Regions from separate parts of the Homo sapiens genome. Here region 2 is linked to region 1. The links are chromatin loops, found by intact Hi-C in ENCODE. Cell type or tissue: gastrocnemius medialis. All regions are shown on one strand.

What was found. A loop is a pair of places that touch in the nucleus more often than their neighbours do. Peaks named below come from ENCODE experiments on the same cell type or tissue, not always from the same donor. Only the 100,000 strongest peaks of a DNase experiment are listed, where the experiment ranks them.
Region 2: it touches region 1 in a loop (3-fold over the local background); 3 of 110 quality-filtered maps call a loop at or near these places.

Annotation. Positions count from the first base shown.
Region 1 is chr7:33,043,321-33,045,820 of GRCh38, forward strand. The region is part of intron 1 of NT5C3A (5'-nucleotidase, cytosolic IIIA); the gene reads right to left. It also overlaps the pseudogene RN7SL505P. Among named protein-coding and RNA genes, the nearest start is that of NT5C3A, 18 kb to the right of the region's middle. RefSeq lists a silencer at 880-1,039. In gastrocnemius medialis, a CTCF peak has its summit at 1,231; no DNase peak of the experiment used is centred here; H3K27ac peaks cover 2,419 bases.
Region 2 is chr7:32,875,831-32,878,330 of GRCh38, forward strand. All of the region lies in intron 2 of KBTBD2 (kelch repeat and BTB domain containing 2), which reads right to left. Among named protein-coding and RNA genes, the nearest start is that of KBTBD2, 15 kb to the right of the region's middle. In gastrocnemius medialis, no CTCF peak of the experiment used is centred here; a DNase peak (open chromatin) is centred at 1,401; H3K4me3 peaks cover 1,507 bases; H3K27ac peaks cover 2,500 bases.

The sequences.
Region 1 (2,500 bases):
TAAGACAGTATTTGTAATGACATTAAGGGGCCATTTTTACAACCTGAGTTTTAGAAAATAAATGTGCTCCTTGGGAAATTTAAATAGCGTGTTAAAAACGTCATAGGAGTAGCACCCATCATGTCCATAATCAGAAAATAAAGTTAAAAACCCAGTCAACATCATATAGTTGGATTGTCTGAAACAATGTTTCTAATGGAGACACAGAAGCAAGGAATCCAGCCAGCTTTGTCGGCTCCAAAACAAAACACTTTATGGCATGAAAAGATGGCTGGTATCTTATCAAGAGGAGTGTTGGTCTCTAAGGGTAGGTGGTTTGGGCTCTGCTGGTGTGTGTGCCTGTCCTGCTAGTCTGATTCTAAGGAGAACAGAGAAGAGAGGGAATATGGATGTCGCTTCCTGTCCATAAGGAACTTCATCTTTTTAATTCCACCCAGTGTGTATGTGGTAGGAGTGGGGTGGGAGTGAGATAGTGGGACTGGTGGGGTGTCCCTGGAAGAGGGACTAACATGTATCAAGCACTTTCTTGCTTTTTCAAAGTCCCAGAAGCATGCGATGGCCCTTTACATACATTGTAATTTAATTGGTGTAATTTTAAGAGAAAAATAATACTTCCTCCCTTTTTATAGATAAAGAATCTGAAGTCAGGAGAAGTTAAGTCACTTACTACTTATGTGACTTAATGTACAAGAGTTGGGACACTTTTTTTTTTCTTTTTTTTTTGAGACAGAGGTTCACTCCCGTTGCCCAGTCTGGAGTACAATGGCGCTATCTGGGCTCACCGCAACCTCTGCCTTCCCAGGTTCAAGTGATTCTCCTGCCTCAGCCTTCCTGAGTAGCTGGGATTACAGGCATGCACCACCAAGCCCAGCTAATTTTGTATGGGACACATTTTGAACCAAACTATATCAGGCTGTCTCTGGGCAACACATAACATGAGAGGGCTTGAGAAGTCTATGAATGAGTAAGAATGTTTAAAAAATATGCCACAAGAAAGGAATAAGGACACAAGCAAAGCACTGAATCAAAGACACTGAATGTTGTTTCTAATAGCTCTAGGGCACTTAAAAAAATTTTTTTTGAGAAGGGATAGAAAGGATATGGAAGTACGAAGTTGTAAAGACAGGTTCTTTAACTGCACAATGGACTTTCACCTCTGTACACAATAAATGGGGCCTGTTGCCTTGGAGTTTTATTTACTCATTGACATAGAAACAGAAATCACTCCTATCACTCCTAGCGGCAAACTCTGGATCTGAAATTCATATGTCAAAGAGCACAGCACTTGTACAGAATTCACAAATGGAAGATTTTTTTTCCTCCCCTTTTAACGCTGAAACTGGATGTCTTTATCAATGGAAAAAGGGATATCCATTTTTATTTCTGAGTAACTAGTTAAGAGCTTTTTAGATAGTCAATTATTCAATCAACTTGAAAAACTAAAAATTATCACTTCATATTTTGCCATCAAAAGATTTCTTAGAAATTCCAAATAATGAAAAAACAAAAAGCCCACAGAAAACCAAATATATGAATTTAAGCTTTAATAACTTATTATTTGTCTTTAACATTGAGACAGGGAAGTAAACAAAGGTACTGCATTAATTAAAAGTTGCATGTAAAAGAAATCACATCATAATCCCACATAAAACTTGTAGCAAGTATTTTTACTTCTCAACAATACAATCTACACTTGCCTACTAATTTACAGTTGGGCTACTATAATCCAATTACCTTTCCAACAAGGAATGTATTTTTAAACTTAAATTGGATGACACCCTAGGAAGTTATTCCAAACAAAACAATGAAGCTGCCATATACGGAAGACAATTTAGTAGAAGATGAGATGCAATAGTCTCTATACTGACTCTTGCAAAACTTGTTCTTGCTAATTGCTGCATGATGTAAATAGAAAGATGATTTTTTTAAACATGCAAAACATCAGTCTAGGTATGTGACTTCTCTTCAAACTTCCCTGAAGACAACAGTGAACTGACTTCAATATTATGACTATTCAAAATAGAACTGAAACAAGGTACTATAAATGTTTATATGAATACGGTTTAAAATGTATAAGGAGCAGAAAACAGAGATGAAATAATCATTTATCATATTTTTTGAAAATGAATGGCAAATGAAAAATTTTTTTTTTTTTTTGAGACGGAGTCTCACTCTGTCACCCAGGCTGGAGTGCAGTGGCACGATCTCGGCTCACTGCAATCTCCGCCTCCTGAGTTCAAGCGATTCTTCTGCCTCAGCCTCCCGAGTAGCTGGGACTACAGGCGTGCGCCACCACACCTGGCTAATTTTTGTATTTTTAGTAGAGATGGGGTTTCGCCATGTTGTCAGGCTGGTCTCGATCTCCTGACCTCATGATCCGCCCACCTTGGCCTCCCAAAGTGCTGGGATTACAGGCGTGAGCCACCGCACCCGGCCCTCATTTTTTTTTTTAATTAAAATTTTTTTTAAAAAAACATAGAGACAGGGTCTCATTATGTTG
Region 2 (2,500 bases), 170 kb before region 1:
TCTAAAAAAGGAAAATATAGAGACAGAAGGTAGATTAGTAGTTCCTTAGAACTGTAAGAATGGGGTCTGTGACTATAAATAGACACAAAGTGATAAAAGTGCTCTAAATTTAGATTGTGGAAATGGTTGTGTAACTGTAAATATACTAAAATTCATTTAATTATATACTTAAAATGGGTAGATTTTGTGGTATGTAAATTACATCTCAATAAAGCTGTTAAAAATTCATTTACTCAAACAATTCTCTAAAAATATGCAGGACACTTTCCTAAAAATCTATTATATACAGGAAATCATGATGGAAAGGCAACTGGCATCATGGAGAATACTAAGTAGAATGCCCATATATAGGTAAGAGAGGAAAATAGGAGAGAAAAGCTTCTGCATGTAGCGGTCAACAGTGAGTGTCACAACAGTCACTAACTTGGGCACTAACTTGGGCCCCTCAAGGACAGAGATGAAGAAGCCATTCAAAATGGATAAAACAGGGTAGAACATAAGAAGCAATTGTTCAAGGGGCATAGCTTGAACATAAGGGCTCATGCAGGAAACCAGAAAATGAATTGGAAAGATGGAGAGCAGTCAGATCACAGAGGGCCTTTAAATGAGACAAGAGAGTCTGAGCTTTTCCTTGTAGATAGTGGGGAAAACCAAAGGGTTTCAAGTCTGAATTTAGCATGACAAAATGTAAGTGATAAATGTAGGATGAATACTCTAAGCTGACAGACTATAAGAGCTAAAGGCTAGAGACAGGAAAACTGGCTATCAGGCTATGACAATAATATACCTAAGAGGTAAGAAACTAAGTTATATTGGCAGAAATGAATACAAAAACCACTATAGCTGGGCGCTTGGTGGCTCACACTTGTAATCCCAGCATTTTGGGAGGCCGAGGTGGGCAGATCATCTTAGGCCAGGAGCTCGACACTAGCCTGGCCAACATGGTGAAACCCTGTCTCCACTAAAAAATACAAAAATTTGCTGGGCGTGGTGGCAGGTGCCTGTAATCCCAACTACTCAGGAGGCTGAGGCAGGAAAATCACTTGAACCCGGGAGGCAGAGGTTGCAGTGAGCCAAGATCGAGCCACTGCACTCCAACCCGGGCAACAAAAGTGAAACTCCACCTCAAAAAGGAACAAACAAACAGACAAACAAAACCCACTATAAAGAGCCAATAGGATCTGGTGCTTTTCTTTTTCTTTTTTTGAGACAGAGTCTCACCCTGTTGCCCAGGCTGGAGTGCAGTGGTGGTATCTCAGTTCACTGCAACACCCAACTCCCAGGTTCAAGCGATTCTCCTACTTCAGCATCCCGAGTAGCTGGGATTACAGGCGCCCGCCACTACGCCGGCTGATTTTTTGTATTTTTAGTAGAGATGGGGTTTCACCGTGTTAGCCAGGATGGTTTCAATCTCCTGACCTCGTGATCCGCCCGCCTCTGCCTCCCAAAGTGCTGGGATTACAGGCATGTGCCAGCACTCCCGACCAGAAACAGCAAATACTTAATTTCATAATATTGTAACAGGCTGAAGTACCACAACAGAAGTGCTGAGTAATTCTCAAGCAATTCTCTCATTTTGGGTCTAAAATGAACTATAAATGTTACCAAGAAATATTAAAACTATTATTCAGAGGTACCTACTAATTATTGGTGGGATAGACAGAACTGGTAACTCAAACTACAAAGGAAGAATGTATTTAGTTCAGAAGGCAAAATCTCTACAGTAGATGTATAGGAGCATTAGATGTAAAGATCTCGAAATCTACAATTCTGCCAGCAGAATCTAGTTGAAGAACACTTGTGAAAAGCTCAAATTATATCCTGTGGATATGAAACTGTCCCAGGCACAAGATTTTAATGATGGATGGCTTCAACCCCAAACACATATTGAACTATTTTTATTTATTTAATAAATATCTGATTTGTTTTAGGTATAATACACAGTTGTCCCTTGGTATCTGTGGGGGACTGATTGGTTAACAAACTTCCCAGACTTGGCTGGGTACAGTGGCTCACACCTGTAATTCCAGCACTTTGGGAGGCCGAGGCGGGTGGATCACTTGAGATCAGGAGTTTGAGACCAGCGTGGGCAACATGGTGAAACCCCGTCTCTACTAAAAATACAAAAAAAATTAGCCGGGCATGGTGGTGTGTGCCTGTAATCCCAGCTACTTGTGAGGCTGAGGCACAAGAACCACTTGAACCTGGGAGGCAGAGGTTGCAGTGAGTCGAGATAGCACCACTGCACTCCAGCCTGGGTGACAGATTGCGACTGTCTTTAAAAAAAAAAAAAAAAAATTGTAGGCATAGCAAAGGCAACAACTGGTGTTTGAGCCTTAGCTTCTGCAATCATCATGGGATGTGTTAGGGAATGTGAAGTTTCGGTATCTTCATACAAAGTCAGTCAGCCCTGAAAGGTCAAATGAAATCTATCCTGTCTATAGCTGCCATTAAAGAACAGCAGAACAGGCGGTGCGCAGTGGCTCACGCCTGTAATCCC